2 separate regions of the Homo sapiens genome follow, and region 2 is linked to region 1. Evidence: chromatin contacts called from ENCODE Hi-C or POLR2A ChIA-PET data. All regions are on one chromosome and are shown on one strand. Each heading gives the region's core, a stretch centred on a gene start or an enhancer-like site at or near the end of the contact. The rest is flanking DNA. Distances are from core to core; before and after follow the strand shown.

Region 1 (4,819 bases), core at 812-3,311:
GCCACCATGCCCAGCCTGGTATTTACATTTTTTAAACAGATACATAAGACTATTTTATTTTTTCCTTTTAATATAATTACATTATGAACTGAGAGTAATAGTGTTTGAAATTAGTTGGAGGTTGTTTCCCCTTTTTCTGTTTTCTGCAGGAGTTCATGTTAGATTGGAATTATCTGACTCTTAAATGTTTAGTAGAACTCATCTGCAAAGTCATCTGGGTCTCACATTTTCATCAAGGAGAAAAAAATCTCATTGTGTTCAAATTTTCTGATTAACTGACATAAAATTGTTTACAGCATCCTTTTATCGTCTTAATCTCTGCATTATTTTCAATTAGGCCTCTTTTCTGTTAATAACAAATGTCTGTGTATATATTCTCTCTTTTTTCATTGATTGACTTGCCAGAAGTATGTTTATTAGTCTTTTCAAAGAACTAGGTTTTTGCTTTATTGATTTACTGTATTGTATTTTCTGTTTCATTAGTTTATCCTATTATACTCTTCCTTTTTCTTCATTTCTCTCTTTCTTGCCCTCTTTTTTTTTTTTAAAGAGAAAGGGTCTCGCTTTGTTGCCCAGACTGGAGTGCAGTGCTTTTCACAGGTGTAATCATTGTGCATTATAGCCTGGAACTCCTGGGCTCAAGTAATGCTCTCACTTCAGCCTCTTGAGTAACTGGGAGTGCAGGCGCAGACCGCCAAGCCTGGCCCTTTTACTTTTCTCATGGGTCTTTATTTGCTGAACCTTTTTAAGGTTTGTATTTATTTTCTCAGTTATTATTTTTAAAGTTTTTTATTTAATTTCTCAGTTATTATTTTTCTTTTCTGATATAAAAATAAAAGGTTGTAAAATTTCCTCTAAGTACTGCTTTACCTGCATTCTGTAATTTTTTTTTTTTTTTAATAGAGACAGGGATTCACTATGTTACCAAGGCTGGTCTTGAACTCCTGAGCTCAAGCAATCTGCCCAGCTTAGCCTCACAAAGGGATGGTAGGCATATATATATATATATTTTTTTTTTTTTTTGAGGCAAAGTCTTGCTCTGTTGCCCAGGCTGGAGTGCAGTGGCACATTCTCAGCTTACTGCAACCTCCGCCTCCCAGGATCAAGCGATTCTCATACCTCAACCTCTGGAGTAGCTAGGATTATAGGCACCCACCACCATACCCACCAATTTTAGTATTTTCAGTAGAGACAGGGTTTCACCATGTTAGCCAGGCTGGCCTTGAACTCCTGACCTCAAGTGATCTGCCTGCCTCTGCCTCCCAAAGTGCTAGGAATACAGGCATGAACCACTGCACCCAGCCAGGCATAAATTTTTATATGTAGTGTTTTTATCTTTCAGCTCTGTGTATTTTCTAATTTCCATGATTATTATTTCTGTGACTCATGACCTGTTTAAAAATATGTTTTAGGCCAGGAGTGGTGGCTTATTCCGTAATCCCAACACTTTGGGAGGCTGAGATGGGTCAATTGCTTGAGTCCAGGAATTTGAAACCAGCCTGGGCAACATAGTGAGGCACTGTCTCTATAAAAAATTTAAAAATTGGCCTGGCGCAGTGGCTCACGCCTGTAATCCCAGCACTTTGGGAGGATGAGGTGGGTGGATCACCTGAGGTCAGGAGTTTGAGACCAGCCTGGCCGACATGGTAAACCCCGTCTCTGCTAATAACACAAAAATTAGCCAGGTGTGGTGGCGCATGCCTGTAATCCCAGCTACTCAGGAGGCTGAGGCAGGAGAACTGCTTGAACCCAGGAGGAGGAGGTTGCAGTGAGCCGAGATCACGCCACTGCATTCTAGTCTGGGCGATGAGTGAAACTCCATCTCAAAAAAAATTTATACACACACACCTCATGAGTCAAAGAAGAAATTATTATGAAAATTAAAACATTTTTAGAACTTAATTCTTTACATATCAAAACTAGTGAGATGCAGCAAAGGTAGTAGTTTAAGGAAAATTATCCCTTGTGATTCTTTCCTACTCCAAGGCTGGCTGTGGAGACCTATGACACTAGGCCCTGCGGGGGAGGTGCCACCCTGCAGGCTTTTTGGTGTCACAGCCAACTTGGCACAAGACGAGCATTTACAAACATTCCAGCAGTTCTTAAAGCATTAGATGTCACAGTTACTGGACTGTCATTTCTGACTCCCTTCTCAGTTGGTCTGTGGAAGACATGGACTTTTGCCCTTGACTTTTATTATTCTGAAGGTGCGGCTTATGCAAACAGCTCCTTCTCACAGACCTCCAGCAACTAAGATAGAACAAAGGTGTCTGCTTATCTTAAGTCAGACCTTTTTCACTTCTGAAGATATCCAGATTTTAGTCTGGCTGTGAAATTAGCATGTTTTCACCAGTGGAATTCAGCTTTGGAACAGTATTTACCAAGGAGAAGGAGCAGGAAGACATCCGTTTGCTCATCTTGTTTTACATATGTAATGGCGCTGTGTATTTCTTTTGATGTCTTCTCAATGCCGTTCACAAAGTTTTCTTTGAAAGTGATGGCTTTATCCTTCTGCTCATATTGATTACCACAGTTCAAGTACCATTTAGTTGAATTATAATCCTCAAGCACCAGGGGAGATTCCAGAACTCAGTGAATGAGAGATTTGATCATTGCTGCAGGACTGAGTTCTGCCCATTCCCTGTTCTTAGAGGAGAGGTAGGGAAAAAGAGCACCTTTTTAGAAACTTGCACTAGAAAAGGCGAGGAATGTTTTCTTTGGCTGACCCCAGGGCTTGATTAATTTGCTCACCATTTCTTTGGCTGTGACAAGTTTTCACTTTTATTTACTTCATGACAGACAGTGGAGACATTGCTTGATAATGATGCGGCACAGAAAGCTGGTAGGTTTTGAGATTTAGAAAAGAAAATTTGTTAGTTTTTGTGTCTCTTAGAGAAGAGTTTTCTGAGTACAGTATTACAAAAAAGGAATGAATGCCTTTTCAAATGGTTGCTCTTTTCAAAAGGTTGCTCTTTTTTTTTCTTTTTTTTTTTTTTGAGACAGTGTCTTACCTTATCGCCCAGGCTGGAGTGCAGTGGCATGATCTGGGTTCACTGCAACCTCTGCCTCCTGGGTTCAAGCAATTTTCATACCTCAGCCTCCCAAGTAGCTCGGATGACAGGCATGTGCTGCCATGCCTGCCTAATTTTGTGTCTTTAGTAGAGATGGGGTTTCACCATGTTGGCCAGGCTGGTCTCGAACTCCTGGCCTTAAGTGATCTGCCTGCCTTGGCCTCTCAAAGTGCTGGGATTATAGGCGTGAGCCACCGCGCCCAGCCACAGTTGCTCCATTTTTAATTGAACTTCTGTTGCACTTGTATTGACAGTGTTTATGGGAACTCTCAAATGTGTCACCAAAAATCTATATTTGAAAGATTTCCAGACTATTGTTCTAGAGCTAAGTTTTAATTATACACATCTATCTGTATTGTTAAAATAAAAACTTTAAACAAATTAAATTTAACAGAGTTTAATTGAGCAAAGAACAATTTGTGAATTGGGCTGCCTCCCAAGCCAGAGTAATAAGCTCAGAGAGACTCCAGTGCAGCCACATGGTGGAAGATTTATGGACAGAAAAGGGAAAGTGATGTATAGAAAATGGAAGCGAGGTACAGAAACAGGTGGATTGGTTACAGCTCAGCATTTGCCTTATTTGAATACGGTTTGAACCCCCAGCCACCTTTAATTGGCCAAAATTTGGTCACTGGCACAAGAGGAGGTTTTAGTCTGTTTATATTTCCACTAAGGTTTCAGTTTACTATGTCCAGAGAAACCTTTAGGCTAAACTTAAAATATATGAGGAGGCAGCTTTAGGTTAAACTTAATTTAATAGTATTCTCCACATACCTAATCTATGAATAAGCATCTTCTTTGAAGACGGGAACTGTACTTCAGGTTCTTTTCTGTTTAGCATTTAATTCCAAGATTTCCTCCAGCAATCTTGGAATTACGTTGTGAAATAATGTACAGAAAGCCTTGTGCACTGTGAAACAGAATAAAAATTACTTTTATTATCATTGTGGTTATTCATCTTTTGGGTATTTCACAGTCTCATAATACCACGTCCCATTTTCAGATACCATATAACACTCTGAAATAAGCACACTCATGTAGATTAGTATACATCTCATGTAACCTAGTAGTTTATAGCATGGCCTCAGGAGTCAAACTGCTAGGGTCTAAATCTCCCAGCTCAGCTACTTTCTGGCAGTTTAACTATGGGCAAATTACTTAATCTCATTCTGCCTTACTTTCCTTGCCATTAAAATAGTGATAATGATAGTACCCATTTCAGAGCATTGCTGAGACAAGTAGAGTGTTGAACTGTCTGTCACATAGAATGCTCAAAATATGTGAAAGTATTACCACTTTTATGAACTCTGGCCCTGAAAGCAATAATAATAAATGTTAGGTTGCAAAAGACTTAGTAGCCAAGAGGAGCCTAAGGAGTACATGGGGACTAAACATAATATGCTGTATAGATAGGATCCTGCGACAGGAAAAGAACATTAGGTAAAAACAAAGGAAATCCAAATAAAGGATGAACTTTAGTGAATTAGGAAAAATTGTTAGCCTGGGAAAATAAAACATCTGTGAAAAAAAAATTCCACTCATATAACTATATGGTTATATAAAAAAATAAACTTGTTGGCTAAAATAGAGATTGATAAGGCAGAAAATGGAAGTTCTCCCCTTTCCAAAGATAACTACTCTTAATGGTTCAGAGTATTACATTGGTGCAAAAGTGCAATTACTTTTGCACCATGAATTTTAAATCATTATTACTAGGCTGAAACACATTTTTATTAATCAAAATAGGA
Region 2 (5,156 bases), core at 2,004-4,503, 36 kb after region 1:
AATAAACACACATGTGCATGTGCCTTTATAGCAGCAGCAGCATGATTTATAATCCTTTGGGTCTATACCCAGTGATGGGATGGCTGGGTCAAATGGTATTTCTAGTTCTAGATCCTTGAGGAATCGCCACACTGTCTTCCACAATGGTCGAACTAGTTTACAGTCCCATCAACAATGTAAAAGTGTTCCTATTTCTGCACATCCTCTCCAGCACCTGTTGTTTCCTGACTTTTTTATGATCGCCATATTTTTCAAGATATGGCTTGGTAGCTTAATATAAAATTTAGTGTTCAACTGAAGACTAGAGCCTTCTTTGGCTCCTTCTGATCAATAGCTTATCTCATATGGGAGTTATCAAGCATTCAAAGTATATTTCTTGGTACACATGCAGGAAGTGTGGTTGAAAAGGTTTATGGGATGTTTAGCCCTCTGCCGTCCAATACAGTAGTAACTAGCCACATTTGACCACTTAAATTAGAATTAACATTATTTAAAAATAATTAAAAATTTAGTTCTCTGGCCACACAACCAAATTTGGAAATGTACTGGACAGAGCAGATATATAACATTGCCATCATCATAGAAATGTCTATTAGACAACACAGTTCTATCCCTATTTATGCCAAAGTCACTTATAATGAGTCTAGATCTAGAAGTGAGATACCTGAATTTGAACTCCACATTCACGACTTGCCTTGTTCTATAAGCTGTAAGGTCTCAGGCAGAGCCTTTAACCTAGTAACCTCCCATTTCCTTTGGGTAAAATGAGGTTACATCTCCTACAATGTCCGTAAAATGCTTCCAGTTATACCTAAAGTGATGACGTAGACAAAGATAGAAGTTGGGGTTATTGTTAACTTCGTTAGCAACTAAAAAATATTAATACTTGATGATCTTTGCCTCTTTGCTTCATGGGGAATTCAAGGAATAGTGTCTCAAATTCTTTTGCTCTGTGGGAGCATTCTGCACCCTGCAATCAGCTGTGCCTTTATTCTTTAGTGTATCATGCAACAAAACATTGCCTTCTGCCAAACTTCCTGCTCAGGTTTGCTCTTCACTCAGTCAGATTTTCTTATAAGACTCAATGTGCTGTTATGGTTATGACTGTGGGCTCTGGAGACAATCACCTTGCTCTGCCAGCTCTGCCACATACTCATAGTGTGACCTTGGCAAGTCTAACCTTATTTTATCATCCATAAATGGGAGGGAGGGGGATTTATATAAAAGGACATATGCCATAGAGTTTTGTGGGGGTTAAATGATCTATTATCCATGTACTTGGCCTAGTGGCTAGAACTTAGTAAGTTCCTTATAAATTATTCTTGTTAATAATAATACGATGGTGATGTATTAATAATTTAGTGAATTACCTGTTAGGAGTATAAAGTCCAGACACAGATCTTGATCACCAAAAGATAGAATGTGTGACAGCCAAAGTTTTGAGGTTTACTAGAGGGACACTTTCTTACCTATAGTTGAACAACTCAGGGAAGCTGGTATGTGGTTCTTTCTCCATGTTACCCTATCCTCTGCACAGGGTCTCAAAGGCAAATAAATGCCTAGGAGAGGCAGGCAGGTAATACACAGGCATAAGGCAGACTGTGGGTAAGAGATTGCAGAGAATAGAAAGGATTTAAGTAGACTGGAGAATGTGTACCCTGTCTAAGTGGTCTAAATCCATTGCCAAGCATCATTTAGCCAGTTACAATCATGTGGGAATGGAGTATTAGTAAATGATGTTTATATGAAATCTCCAAATGTCAAGTATTGGCTTAGTTTTTATTTAAAACTCTTGTGTATACCAGACAGAATATGTTTGTGGGCTGACGCTGGCCCATGAGCCATCACTTTACCGTCTTTTCTTTAAGGCAACATTTCCCAGTGTCTTCCCAAGAATGCTAACGCTGTGGGTTGTTAATTTGGAATTACTTGGAAAGAAGGTCCTATAGCCAGATAAATTTGGGAAACCTAGTTCTGTGACGAAATTACATTTAGAAAATACTTTACCCTGGGTTTCGTTCCCAAAATTTATTTGATCAGAGAACCTTGCTCCCAAAGAAGACTAGTGAATCTCTCCATGGGGCTACACGAGGGAGATGAGTGTCAGTATTTTGGAGAATGACAACAACAGGGGCAGATCTCAAGGACCTCTTTTTATATAATAGACATAAATTGAATCTTAGTTGACATTTAGGAAGAAGTCATTAAGTTACTCACATTTTGTGATGCAAATGGAACCATTGAATGTCCATTTTGTTAGATTTTCTGTTTTTAAATAAAAGATCTTATCATCTGACACCTATTGCCAGAACATATGTGCTATTTGATGTGGTTTATATAGGAATAGATATTGAAATAATTGCTTTTGTTTGGAAATTAGCTTAATATGTTAGCATAAGAATATGTGCAGCCAAATTTAGGCTTGATAATATTATGAGAACTAGAGCAACTAGAGCAATGCTTATGAGAATAATGTTTGGACATGTCAGCTGTACTTTCAACTTTCCTACTCTTTCATTATTGCAATGACTTTTATTTGGCACAAAGGGATATTTTCATGTTCATCAATGAAATTTGTGTATAGTCTATGGAAAGAGGTGAAAAAAATTCCTCTAAAAGGAATTCAGTTAGCCTTCTATTTAGGCCGTAACTCCGACATGCTCTCAAGAATTCTTTTGGTAACAACCTCAATTTACCTTGTCTGCTATTTCAGATGTGTCTTAAAATAGCATAATTTCCCACAGTTTTATTAAAATTGTGGTGCCTCTCAACTTAGTAAAATGTTTCTGCATTAGATTTAATTTAATTGCATTTTCATGTGTCTTTATTCGGAAGCTCAAATTCAATTTGAGAACACAGTTAACTAATCCAGTCTTTCTGGGGATTTTATTTTGATTAGCCTTTGGATTTGGGGGAGGGAGATAGATTTTTTTCTTTGATGTTTTTCATAGGTATTTCTGGATATGAATATAGGAGTCAGAGAAAAAGAAGGCACAAAAGACTCACTCACCTGAAGCTGAATCTATTTCAAACACTGAGAATAAGAAAGCTTTGGGTACATGGAGTGGAGGTGTCTCACACCCTTGGCACAGCTGCTTCACTGTGATAAGAAAGCAGAGCTCGATTTATGCTGACTTTGTTATCTAACCAGTTTATCCTGCAAACTACTGGGGGAGAAAAGGAAGAAATTCCTGTGAAATACAGCTAATGTTGGTCTTTCAAAGCACACAAAATGAAAAGCTGTGAGCATGACGCAAACTTGCAGGGGGGACTCCCAACAGGATTTCCTGTGGTGGAAAGGAAGCTTGTTGGAAGGCTTTTAATTCATTCAGAAATGTGGAGACCAATATGGCTGAGAGCTGGGTTTCACAGTTATAGAATGTAATATAGTACAGTCAGCTCAGGACATCCCATTTCTAAGTTATAAGAGAATTACGCATTCTGTGTTCATTCTGAACAGTCATATTGTTAACTTGAATGAGAACATTTTCCTTGGACATTTAATGTATTCCCTTCTGATAATTTTAAAAGGTAATTGTCAGATAAAATGAACACTTCATTGGGCACTTCTGTCTCTGTTCCAATATGGGAACTTTCCTTAAATTAAAATTTAAATCATTCCAGGTTTTAAACTGAATGTGTTGCAGAGACTTTTAGGAGATTTACATTACATAAATATTACAAAACAGAAGGAAACTCTACAAACAATCCAGAATTATTCAATCTGGAATCATTTGAAATGATAGTATTAATCAAGACTCAAAGCATTGGTTATAAGCTATTAAATGTATATTGATGTTATTTTAGTTAATTTCTATAGTATCGTCACATTTCCCACTGTTAGATATTGTTTTAAATTTTTAAAAAGACAGAAAACATTTAAGTTTGAATGCATAGATACCTTTTGGTAAAAGGAATGCTAAGGAAACCTCACGTGTTTGCCTTTTTTGTTTTAAATTGGACCAGTTTAGTCTATTGGAAAAGATAGGACATATGTTTCATTTCTTACCTCTTTGATCACGTCATTGGTTAAGTTTCACTATTGTTTTTGCCAGCTTACTTAGAAGCAGCTGAGTTACCATTATTACATTAAAAAGTACTAAAGTATGATATGCCATACCTTAAAACTTCCTCAAGAATGAAGTTTACCTTCTCAAAAATAGAACCAGGCTGGGCACGATGGCTCACACCTGTAATCCCAGCACTCCTAGCACTTTGGGAGGCAGAGGTGGGTGGATCACTTTAGTTCAGGAATTTGAAACCAGCCAGGGCAACATAGTGAAACCTTGTCTCTACAAAAAATACAAAAATTAGCTAGGTGTGGTGGCATACACCTGTGGTCCCGGCTACTCCAAAGGCAGAGGTAGGAGTGCCATTGTACTCCTGCCTGGGTGACAGAGTGAGATCCTGTCTCCAAAAAAAAAAAGGAACCAGGTTTGCTACATAATAGGAATATTACAAATTGTACTTTTGTTGTTAAAAGAAAAACCTTAGACCAATTAAATTTAACAGAGTTTAATTGAGCAAAGAACAATTCACCAGTCGTGCAGCTACTGAACCAGAATAGGTTCAGAGAGACTCCAGCACAGCTACTTGGTGGAAGTTATGGACAGAAAAAGGAAAGTGGCTACAGAAATTGGAAGTGAGATACAGAACCACCCAGATTGGTTAACACCTCCGCGTTTGCCTTATTTGAACATGGTTTGAACAGCTGGCCACCTTTGATTGGCCAAAACTTGGTGATTGGCACAAGAGTAGGTTACAGACTGTTTACACATCCAGTTAGGTTACAGTTCATTATGTACAGGGAAACCTTGGGCTAAACTTAAAATATGTAAGGAGGCAGCATTAGGCTAAACCGAATTTAACAATGTGTGCATGTGATTTTAAAAATCTCTATATTATATATGTTTGTAAGTTTAAATAGAAGCTATGAAGTGACTCCTTATATAATAAATGTAAGGTATCTTTGCTCCAGTGTATCTGCCTTTAGAAATAACTCACTAATAAATATGAGGCACTGAACTCGATGCAGAAGGCATGTTACTGTCAAAAAACTTTCTAGAAGCTTGATAGAGCTCTTAACAGGGTTTATTTTGGGGGAGAGCATGTAATAAATTGTAGTCTTAAACTGTTACAGATTTCCTGATACCTCC

What was found. A loop is a pair of places that touch in the nucleus more often than their neighbours do. ChIA-PET counts read pairs that join two places held with the same protein, here RNA polymerase II (POLR2A). Pooled maps may share reads with other maps.
Region 2: a loop to region 1 is called in a map of Calu3, with 2.6 times the contacts of the local background. The contact joins two enhancer-like sites. A Hi-C loop is called at or near these places in 5 of 168 maps with a recorded cell type or tissue (Caco-2, Calu3, IMR-90 and 2 more) and 1 of 50 pooled maps. POLR2A ChIA-PET finds 5 or more read pairs at or near these places in 8 of 52 experiments (A673, AG04449, BJ and 5 more).

What each region holds. Positions count from the first base shown.
Region 1 is chr12:63,860,295-63,865,113 of GRCh38, forward strand. The region is part of intron 1 of SRGAP1 (SLIT-ROBO Rho GTPase activating protein 1); the gene reads left to right. Among named protein-coding and RNA genes, the nearest start is that of SRGAP1, 18 kb to the left of the region's middle. Within about 2 kb of position 2,062, at least 11 of the 41 ENCODE cell types and tissues checked have a DNase peak (open chromatin) inside an H3K27ac peak, as active enhancers do.
Region 2 is chr12:63,894,923-63,900,078 of GRCh38, forward strand. All of the region lies in intron 1 of SRGAP1 (SLIT-ROBO Rho GTPase activating protein 1), which reads left to right. Among named protein-coding and RNA genes, the nearest start is that of SRGAP1, 53 kb to the left of the region's middle. RefSeq lists a silencer at 2,893-3,093. Within about 2 kb of position 3,254, at least 4 of the 41 ENCODE cell types and tissues checked have a DNase peak (open chromatin) inside an H3K27ac peak, as active enhancers do.